Regions from separate parts of the Homo sapiens genome. Here all the other regions are linked to region 2. Evidence: chromatin contacts called from ENCODE Hi-C or POLR2A ChIA-PET data. All regions are on one chromosome and are shown on one strand. The core of a region is the stretch at or near the end of the contact, and the rest is flanking DNA. Distances in the headings are between cores, read along the strand shown.

Region 1 (3,368 bases), core at 532-3,031, 62 kb after region 2:
ACGGCCCACTCCCACACCTCCTTGCTGCGAAGTGGGTCCCTTAGCCTGACTTGAGGCTCTGCGGGCTCCCAGGCTGGTGGATCACACACTCAGTAAGCCAAAAGGATGGTGCCGCTGGGGGGCTGGGACAGAAAAGACAAACTCTGACCTGAAGTTTGTGTCCACTTTAGTCCAGATGAATCTCCGATCTTTCAAGAGTTGAATATAGCCAACTGGCCAAGCAGCCAGCTGGCCTCAAGGGAGGGGCTTTACAGGGGACATTCAGCAGACAGTAGCTAGGTCAGCCTTAGTAAGTGAGGGCCCATCCTTGCCATCTCGGCTACCCTCTCCAGTGATCCATGGTGCCGGCCCTGGCATGGCCAGTGAGACTGACTGATGACAGCTGGTTGGACCACCTTGCCTACCTGATTGTTCAGTGCCTGTTTGGTGGCAGATGCTTCCTGGAAGGAGCGCAAAGACCTTCCTCTTTAATTCCCACTCCTGTACGCCCATCCATCAACCTCTGCTCCAGGCCTCTTGTCCCTCATCTTTCTCCTTCCGGGCCCCTGATGAGCTGGCCAAGCCATTCACTGCTGCCTCTCAGCCCCGGTGTTTTGACCTCAGGCTGCTCCTCTTCCCACACACAGCGGAGGGCCAGGTGCATTGCCTGAAGCTCTGCCCATCAGAAGTATTTGTGTTTCTTTCAAGGTCATCACTGAGCGAAGCTGTGGTTCAGCAGCTATCCACCTCAGGTTGTGCTCACCATCCATAAGCCATGCTCCAGCTTTTTCTTCTCTGGCGTCTGGCCCTACCGAGTTTACATGTGTCCCTAGATGTGAGCTGAGGGACACTGGAGCCGCAATGGTGAATGAGGCAGGGTTCAAGGACACCTGCTCATGCCTGCTAGTCCTCCTGGTGTTCCATCTCAGGTGGCCATCCTCTCTTATGATGCAGTCTTGCCAGGCACATCCAACTTATGATGTGGTGGAGCTGATAGAACCCAGCTAACGATGGGTGGCTGTGGCCACATGCTCCCCAGTCCTAGGAGAGGGAGGGACTGTGGCAAGGATTTGGGTGGTGAATGAAGCACTGGCCCCCAGGAAGGGGAGCCCAAGACAACCTCTGGCTCTCAGAACAATGGTATCGTGTCCAGGAATGCTCAGTGCTGAGTCCTCAAAACATTCATTCATTCATTTATCTAACAGCTCCCAAAACCGACTTTGTGACAGGGTCTGAGCAGAGTCCTAGGATGCAGAGAGGAATTCAGCCTAGTCCCTGCCCATGATGAGAGACAGGCAGTGAGAGTCACAGGGGGACAGACACCTTGTGGAAAGGAAAATCCAATTCAACTCACCCACAGTTTGAGTTCCCACCCAAGACTTAAAGCCTGGAAGACTTCCTGGAGGAGGGAGTGGTCTCTGAGTCTCCTGAAACTGACAAGCAATCCCTTCCAGATGGATTATCAATGACAACCGCATCACTGAGCACTCACTGTGCTGAACCATTTCCGCCCATTTCCTGTTCAGTCCTCACAGCAACTCACGGGCGGCCTTTGGGGCGAGTGGACCTGGGCTTGAATCCCAACCCTGGCTCTGATAGCTGGATGATCTTGACAAGCTGTGTCTTCATACCCCAGCGAAGGAACGCGAAGTTCAAGGGAGATACAGCTTGTCAGGGTCATCCAGCTATCAGTGCCAGGGTTGCGATTCAAGCCCAGGTCCACTTGCCCCAAAGGCCAGGCCCTTAAACCGTGGTGCTTTCTGGTGCTGTTCACCGTGGACGCCTGGCTCTCATCTCCGAGCCTGGGGCAGGCGCACTTCCGGTCCCTCTGCTGGCGGGAGAGTCATGTGACTGGAGCTGGCCAATGAGTTGCAAGGGGAGGAGTCGCGTTATTTCCCAAGCAGAGTATCTTATTGCAAGATTTCCCCGTGCTCCCCTGCCCTCTGCATATCTGGGAGGCCCCTGCAGGTGTGTGGGGTACACGTTGTGTGTGTGAGGAATCAGCCTTTGCTGTCTGGAGCTGCCGAAATTTGGCATCCTCTGTTCCTGCAGCACGACTTCCTCTATCCTGACTGATGAACACGGCTGGAGTCAGGCCTGCTGAGCCAGTGATTCGGGCGTGGCCTGAGTATCTGCTTGCTTGAAAACAGAGCCTTGGGGCTTTGACACAGGCCACATACAACGCCTGTGCTGGGTGGTCCTTCATCCTCTTGCAATGTGACCACAAACCCTGACCCTGTGTGATTCCCAGCCACGCATCTTTGGCGTCTCCTGCCTGTCCTCCTCCGTGTCTGCTCTCCATCCTCCTGTTGTGGTCTCCTTTGCAGCGTGCTCAGGCCCCAGCACGGCAGCTCTCCTCTGAGATTCCTGGGCCGTCAGGCAGGTGGGCCTGTTTGAGGTGCCCGGCAACTAAGGCCTCGTCCTGCGGACAGTGACCTTGGCCCTCGGCAGGCAGCAAGGAGCTGCCCTGAGAACGTCTCCTGTGTGCCCTGGGCACGTGGGTCTCTGCCTCCCAGACAGGATTCTCTGGCTGCTGTGGTCACCACAAGCCCAGCGGCCTGCCCCGCCCCTCCCCATGGACTCTTCCTTTTGCGCCACTCACGGTTGTGTCTGCTCTGTGCTCCCCCCGACCCAAGCCCAGTTCTGGACTCTTTGGGGCTATAGGAACTTGGAATGAAAGTTCCATGCCTGGTCCTCCACGCTGTCTGTGTAACCACCCACAGGGGCCTGCAGCATTTGTGTACACTTCCTGGTACAAGTGAGTCTGGTGGTGGTTTTGGATGGGGATCATTTACAGCAGTCCCGAGCCAGGAATCCAAAGCCCCTTTTGCCCCCTAGGGCAGTGGCTCTCATTTGTGGCTGCTGGGGCCACTAAGTCCTGAAGTTGTTTGCGAGCTCCAGATTCCAAGATGGCAGCCAGGTGTCTGCGGCCCTGGCACCAGTTGATCCTCGCTGGGTGGCTCTCCTTGGGGTCTGAAGCTTGATGCCATCAGGCCAGAGCACACTAGTGGCCAGAACCATTGGGCATCCTGACTGGCCCTTCTGCTTCTGGCCCGACCAGCCACTGGGGTGAGCTTGGCTGTGCAAAGCCTCCCTGCTCCTCCCAGGGGGCCCCGATCCTGCTGGAGGGAGCATTCTGGTTGCCCTGGCTCTGAGAAGGTTGCTTTGAGAGCCAAGGAGGTCACGAGGCTGGGAAGTTGCCCCAGGAATGTGCCCACTGGCTGTCCAGCCTTCCTACGCCTCACTGCCAGTGAGTGGCCACTCCAGGCCGGCCCCAGGGCAGGGCAGAGACCAAACCCCATGGCCCTGTCTGCAGACCTGAGTGTGGTCTGGCTTCCCAGCTGACCGAGGTTGGTCCCCACATAGTCCCAAGTTCCAAGCAGAGCCAC
Region 2 (3,277 bases), core at 448-2,947:
CGAAGTTAGTTGGTGGCAAAGGAGGGGCCCAGAAACCAGGTCTTCTAGCTTGGATGGTTGAAGACTAAAGACTGTTTACGAAAATTTCCAGATCTCTGCTTTCTGAGCAAATAGAATTGTTCTTCTCATCCCCGTTGAAATCAGGTGTGGTGGCATGACTTGATTGACCAGTGAAATGTGAGTGGAAGAGGTCTCAGTCACTTGTGAGCAGAAGTTTTAAGAACCAGCTCGTGCATCTGGCCTCCATGATGATGGAGGTCTGGGTGGGACTCGATCCTCCATCAGCCTGGGTCCCTGGAGCACGTCTGGAGCGGGCCCTCACTCCTTGCATGTGTGGCACAAGAAGAAGACAAACGTTGGTTATCTGAAGCTGGCGGTCAGCAGACGCCAGCCTGTGGGCAATTTCTCAATATCATTTTATAGGAATGCAGCCCACTCATTGGTGTGCTGTCTGCCACGCTTTTGTGTTACAATAGCAGAGTTGAGGAGTTGCGACAGAGACTGAATGGCCTGCAAAGCCTAAAATATATATTAAAAGTAGCCGGGCACGGTGGCTCACAACTGTAATGTCAGCACTTTGGGAGGCTGAGGCGGGTGGATCACTTGAGGTCAGGAGTTGGAGACCAGCCTGGCCAACGTGGCAAAACCCTGTCTCTACTAAAAATACAAAAATTAGCTGGATATGGCGGTGGGCACCTGTAATCCCAGCTACTCGGGAGGCTGAGGCAGGAGAATTGCTTGAACCTGGGAGGTGGATGTTGCAGTGAACCGAGATCGCGCCACTGCACTCCAGCCTGGGCAACAGAGTGAGACTGTGTCTCCAAAAACAATAGCAACAACAAAAGTACACGTCACTCTTTACAGAAACCATTTGCTGATCCTGCTGGCAGCCATTGAGATCTGGGGGCCTGTTTGTTGCCATAGCATGGCCTAGCGCATTCTGACCGATACACTTTCTAATCATGCCGAGAACTTCTGAGTGCCGTCTCATGAGCAAAACGTGCGCTATATTAGTACTGTAGCAAAGCGCTTCTGGCCTGTCTCCACGGGCTGAGTGCAGAGCCTCCATTACAGTCATCATTTTATGTCAGGAAGGGAAGGTCCAAGGAGGTGGCCGGTCTGAAGTGACCTCGGGCTTCTCCAGGCCTCTGCCACCCACGCTAAAATGAGAAGCCCCTGAGAATTTTTAAGTTTTGTCTGCATTGTGGAAGCCAGGACGCAGAGGCAGAAGGAGACCCATGGGCCTTTCTATCCCAACACCAACCGTTTAAAACAACAGAAGAAAAGGGAAGCCGGTCCAGCCCAGAGCAGAAATGAGGAGTGGTAGGATCCGGCTGCCCCAGGCCGCCCAGCTCCTCTGTCTGCTTCCTCTATTTGTGCCGGGCAGCCCCCAACTCCCTGGCTTATGTGGCCTGTGGAGGGACCAGCTGTGGCGGGCAACAATTTTGTCCAACCCCAGGCCTTGGTGTCCGCGTCCCTCTGTGTGCACCCTCTTCCTGCGTGGGTGCTGCAGAGCCAACGTGAGGGGCCCACAGGCAGGGGCACCCTTCTCTGCCCCCCACCAAACAGAGGCTGCTGGGGTGGAACCCGAGGTCCTGCGGGAGGGGTGCTGGCCGCTGGGAAAAGCCCGTGTCCGGGCCCCGCCCTCCGTCTCCCCCGCAGCCCTGGCTTACTGGGCTCTCCTCTCCCGGATCTCATACCTCACATTCCCCAGCACGGTTCCGACAGGCCCATGAGTGGGGAGTCCTCATGGCCTGGGAAGGTGGCCGAGAAAGTTTGAACAGCTGCAGAGCCTGCCCGTCCACTCTCTCCAGCCACATTTGTGTGTGTGTGTGTGTGTGTGTGTGTGTGTTGTGTTTTGACCAACCTCTTAGGCTTATGTAACACACTTGGAAGTCAAGAAGTAAGGACTCATTACTGACAGCCTCAGAGAGGCTTGCGAAACACTTGCTGTGAAGAAATCTTTCCATTGAGAAAAAGTTCCCTGGTGCTCATGCTCCCAGTGGCTCAGGTATGTGGCTGGGGGTGACGGTGGTGTGAGAAGCAGGGGTCCCCAGGGCTCCAGAGCCCAGCGCCCCCTGCCGGAGCTGTGTCGCGCCCGGAAATGGAATTGAGCATCGCTTTTGTCCTCTATGTCACTGCTCACGTCACCACCAACAACCGACGTCGGTGACTAAACTCTCGCCGCGTATCAGGCACTATGCTGGGCCCCTGCGTTTGTGATTTTCCTGGGCGCGTGCATGACCAAGGGCTAGGTGCTCCTACGCCCATTTTATAGAGGAGGACACAGGCAAGGCGGTGGGGTCGGGGCCCTTGTCAGCAGGCTGCCACCCCACACCTCCCTGAGGTACATGCAAAAGCAGACCCCTCCCCTCCCCACAGGTATAGCTCTATGTGGGCCCTTTGCATGAGTGTATTTTTAAGCTACTTGCTAGATCCCAAGAGGAAATGAGTGCTCATCCTGCAGGGAGAGGCCAGCATTCCACTGGGCCATTTCCCTTTTCAGAGAGCTGATGTGGAGGATTCTGCGCCGTTCTTGGCCATGCCGTCATCTGGGGCCCCAGGAACCTTACAGACCCGAGGGCCAGGGTTTGGGGCCCAGAGCCCAGCAGATAGCCATCTTAGAAGCATTCTCCCCAGGACCAGGGCTGCTAAACCCAACCCCACATCTCCCACACAAATGCGTCTTTCACTGGGGCTCTGGAAACCGGAGACCATGTAAATCCAAGAAGATGAAATTGTGTGGGTCTGGGCCGCAGCTACAGACTGAGACTCAGCAGCCGAGGGGCCCCAGCCTCAGAGGGAACTCAATGAATTTGTCAGGGAACTGAAAACAGATGATTTCAATCAGCAGGGGAAAAAAATGACTTCATGGCCACAGTTGACCGAAGCAAGCGGCGTTCGGCTGCCAGGCCCTGCCTGGGAGGCGCTTCCAGAAAGCCTGGCCTCTTCCGCAGCCTCTGGCCGGGGTCTTCCCTGCGAGGAGCCAGCGCCGCTCGAGCCGCAGCATGGCCCGGCAGAAGGCACGGCGGCCGTGATGGGGCTGGCGGGGCGCGGTGATAACCCGGGCTCCCCGCCCCCGCGCTTCCTCTCCGCTGCGCTTTCATGAATGGCCCCGCTTCCCAAACAGCCGATTGGCTGAACCCCCGGCCGCGACGCCCAATCAGCGGCTGTGGCCGCCTGGTCTCCGCTCCGCGTGGGGCCTCGGTCCTGCAGCCATGAATGGCGCAGCCTCAGCTGCCTGCAGCCACCGCCTACCTTGCGGGGGCCGCCTCCC
Region 3 (3,444 bases), core at 704-3,203, 52 kb before region 2:
ACCTGCACCCGCATATACCTGTACCTGCACCCGTCCACCTATACCTGCACCTCTCCACCTGTACCTGCACCTCTCCACCTGTACCTGCACCTCTCCACCTATATCTGCACCCCTCCACCTATACCTGCACCCCTCCACCTGAACCTGCACCCTTCTACCTGTACCTGCACCCCTTCACCTGTACCTGCACCCCTCCACCTATACTCACATTTGTACATACCTATACCTCCATCCCTCCACCTACCCACACTTGCACATACCTTCACCTGCACCCCTCCACCTACACCCGCACCCCTCCACCTATACCTGCAGTCCTCCACCTATACCTACACCCCTCCGCCTATACCTGCACCCCTCCACCTGTACCTGCACCCCTTCACTTATACCTGCACCCCTCCACCTACACCTGCACCCCTCCACCTACACATGCACCCCTCCACCTATACCTGCACCTCTCCACCTACACTTGCACCCCTCCACCTATACCCACACCCATCCGCCTATACCTGCAGTCCTCCACCTATACCTGCACCCCTCCACCTATACCTGCACCCCTCTGCCTATACCTGCACCCCTTCACCTATACCTGCAACCCTTCACCTATACCTGCACCCTTCCACCTACACATGCACCCCTCCGCCTATACCTGCACCTCTCCACCTACACTTGCACCCCTCCACCTATACCCACACCCCTCCGCCTATACCTGCAGTCCTCCACCTATACCTACACCCCTCCGCCTATACCTGCACCCCTCCACCTGTACCTGCACCCCTTCACCTATACCTGCACCCCTCCACCTATACATGCACCCCTCCACCTATACCTGCACCCCTCCACCTATACCTGCACCCCTCCACCTATACCTGCACCCCTTCACCTATACCTGCACCCCTTCACCTATACCTGCACCCCTCCACCTACACATGCACCCCTCCGCCTATACCTGCACCCCTCCACCTACACTTGCACCCCTCCACCTATACCCACACCCCTCCACCTATACCTGCAGTCCTCCACCTATACCTCCACCCCTCCACCTATACCTGCACCCCTCTGCCTATACCTGCACCCCTCCGCCTATACCTGCAACTTGCACATGCCCATACCTGCACCTCTGCACCTGGACCTGAACTGCCTATACCTATACCAGCATTTTCATCAGGACCCTTTGGAGTTGAGGCTCTGAGTCCTGATGCCCAGGTCTCAGGCACTGAGGGGTATCAATTGGCCCCAGACAGTAAATGCAGCCTGCTTCCAGGGGCAGACATCCACCCCAACCCCACTCTGGCTGGCGTTCCTGCACAGAGGCTGCTGCAGTGCCCTGTGTGTGGGGAAGGGTGCGCCTCCCCTGTGGTCTCCTTTCTGGGGGCCGGCCCCCGCCCCCACCCCATCCCACCACAGAGCCTGATATCTGGGGGTGAGGTCATCGTTATTTATGTGATGGCCCTGCTGCCCGGTGGTGTTTGCACACAAAGGCCCCGCTCTGGGACTGTGCCATGCGGGCCGGCATTCCAGCACATTCCTGCAGCCCGCAGCCCAGCCCTGGACAATAGCTCGCCCTCTCTCCTTTGCCGGGCCGGCCTCTGTGAACAGAGCACTGTTGACAGCCGAGGCTGCTCTCACTCCCGAAGAATTCCAAAAATGGAACAATGTACGCCCGGCCTGGGACTCTCAGGCAGCTGCTCAGAGCAGGGCCCTGGAAGGCTGCGGTCTGGAACTGCCTGTGTAGCTGTCCTTTTGGCCGGCATTTCAATGGGAACCTGGGGCAGGGCGGGGCGGGGGGGCGGGTGGGCGCCACGAGAAGAGAGGAAATAGAAAACACCCAAACCAACCTGGAAGCAAGCCAGCACTTCCCTGGCCGCACAATCCCCGTGGTGAGGAGGCTGAGATGGTGGGCTCAAGCACACTGTGCTGGCCAAGTCTATGCAGGCACTGACCTTTGCCCAAGACCTGTGAGTGGTTCCCCAGCTCCTAGATCAGCTCCTGCCTCAGACAAGTAAATGGGGGTGGCAAGGCAGGAGTGACACATTTGAGCAGTGGGGGAATGAGGGAGAACGAGAGCCGGGACCCCTGCATCCTGGTCCAGGGCTCAGGCCACTGCTGCCTCCCAAAGATCTGTCCTCAGCCCAGGTGGGGACCACCCTGCTCCTGAGTACAGTGCCCCCCTGCATTGCAGTCTCAGGACAACTTCTGAAAGCCTGCTGTGGCTGGAGGAATGACCACACCTGGACGTCCACAGCCACTTGTCCCAGGATTTCTCTATCCTGCAATGCGGCCGGATAATTCTCTGCTGTGGGGACTGTCCTGGGCCCTGTAGGGTATTTAGCAGCATCTCTGGCCTCTGCCCTCCAGATGCCAGTACCAAGCCCCTTCAGTTGTCCCCACAACTGTCTCTCTGTTGGGGGCAGAAAGAAAAGAGAGGGAAGAGAGAACATCCAAACCACCCTCAAAGCAAGGTAGAGCTCCCCTGAGTGCATGGTGCTCGTCAACTCAGGAAAGCACGGATAATGCTGCCGGAAGTTGGTTCTGCAGCTGGCGAGGTGGCCACCCGGGACAAGGATGGCTCTGGCGCCATGCCCGTCTTGGACTAGAAGGAAAAGACAGAAGGACGAGTCTGCCTGTGAGTGATACCAACACGGGAAAGCAGAGCTAGAGAAGGAGGGATGGAGACCCCAAGTTCCGATGACAGACTCCTGGAACCAGCTATGCCTGAAGCTCTTCTACATCAATTAACCCTCTCCTTTTGGCTGTAACCAGTTTAAATTGGTGTTCTGTCGCTTGTAGCTGAAATTTTCTGCACAACCCACCTTCTTCACCCGATGGCACGCTGCTGTCTCTTCCCAGCCAATCTTGGTCAGGAGAAACATTCACTGTTGCTGCAGGGGGCTTGGGCTGTCATGGCCTCCCAAACCCAGCTGAGCTTGCTGCATATTGTTAAAGCCCTGCGGGTGGAGGAGAGCAAGGCATCCCGTGCCCCTCAAAGTCTGCCACCAGCACGGTCATCCCAGCTGCCCCACCTGCCCCAGGAGCTCCTGTCATCAAGCCCTGCCTCCTCTTTTCTTCCCGGAGCTCACATCATCCCCAGGAGGTACTTAGGACCAGGGATCTCAGGCCTGGTGCAGAGGTGAGGACAGAGGTGTAGGAGCTGGGACTCGGCCCCACACCCTTCAAGTTCCCAGTTGTGAACGTCTGGGCCCTGGGATCAGCAAAGCCAGCCTCCCCTCCCGGCCATGTGTTTATGCTGGACATGAATGGAGCCCCTGGAGGCCAGGAAGGGTGAGGCCTCCAAAGCCCTGGGGAAGATCCTGGTAGGGGGACAACCCCAGGCTGGATGGGCTTTGAATTATCCAGGTGGCACCAGAACCTCAGAGGCCTCTTTCACAGGCGGGAATGATGTGGCAAAGCCCAGCTGGCCCCAAGTGGCTTCACATATTCCACAGG

The links. Hi-C counts contacts between places; a loop is a spot of excess contacts on that map. ChIA-PET counts read pairs that join two places held with the same protein, here RNA polymerase II (POLR2A). Pooled maps may share reads with other maps.
Region 1: a map of PC-9 shows a loop between it and region 2 (8-fold over the local background). The contact joins the enhancer-like site here to the promoter of LINC02952 in region 2. A Hi-C loop is called at or near these places in 6 of 168 maps with a recorded cell type or tissue (CD4-positive, alpha-beta T cell, Caco-2, K562 and 2 more), 1 of 37 single-sample maps with no recorded cell type and 7 of 50 pooled maps. POLR2A ChIA-PET finds 5 or more read pairs at or near these places in 5 of 52 experiments (Caco-2, GM12878, K562 and 2 more).
Region 3: a map of ascending aorta shows a loop between it and region 2 (5-fold over the local background). The contact joins the enhancer-like site here to the promoter of LINC02952 in region 2. A Hi-C loop is called at or near these places in 16 of 168 maps with a recorded cell type or tissue (Caco-2, IMR-90, PC-9 and 11 more) and 15 of 50 pooled maps. POLR2A ChIA-PET finds 5 or more read pairs at or near these places in 8 of 52 experiments (A549, A673, AG04449 and 5 more).

Annotation. Positions count from the first base shown.
Region 1 is chr11:69,380,949-69,384,316 of GRCh38, reverse strand. No RefSeq gene overlaps it. Among named protein-coding and RNA genes, the nearest start is that of LINC02953, 43 kb to the left of the region's middle. Within about 2 kb of position 1,781, at least 7 of the 41 ENCODE cell types and tissues checked have a DNase peak (open chromatin) inside an H3K27ac peak, as active enhancers do; they include PC-9, where a contact is called at or near this core.
Region 2 is chr11:69,443,386-69,446,662 of GRCh38, reverse strand. LINC02952 (long intergenic non-protein coding RNA 2952) reads left to right here and starts at 1,697. Exons shown (of 2, transcript NR_186235.1): 1 at 1,697-2,011. LOC124902703 (a long non-coding RNA gene) reads right to left here and starts at 1,840. Exons shown (of 2, transcript XR_007062759.1): 1 at 1,701-1,840; 2 at 1-324. RefSeq lists a silencer at 3,004-3,093.
Region 3 is chr11:69,495,525-69,498,968 of GRCh38, reverse strand. No RefSeq gene overlaps it. Among named protein-coding and RNA genes, the nearest start is that of LINC01488, 16 kb to the right of the region's middle. RefSeq lists enhancers at 901-1,714, 1,715-2,530, 2,710-3,252, 1,203-3,444. Within about 2 kb of position 1,953, at least 16 of the 41 ENCODE cell types and tissues checked have a DNase peak (open chromatin) inside an H3K27ac peak, as active enhancers do; they include IMR-90, ascending aorta and heart right ventricle, where a contact is called at or near this core.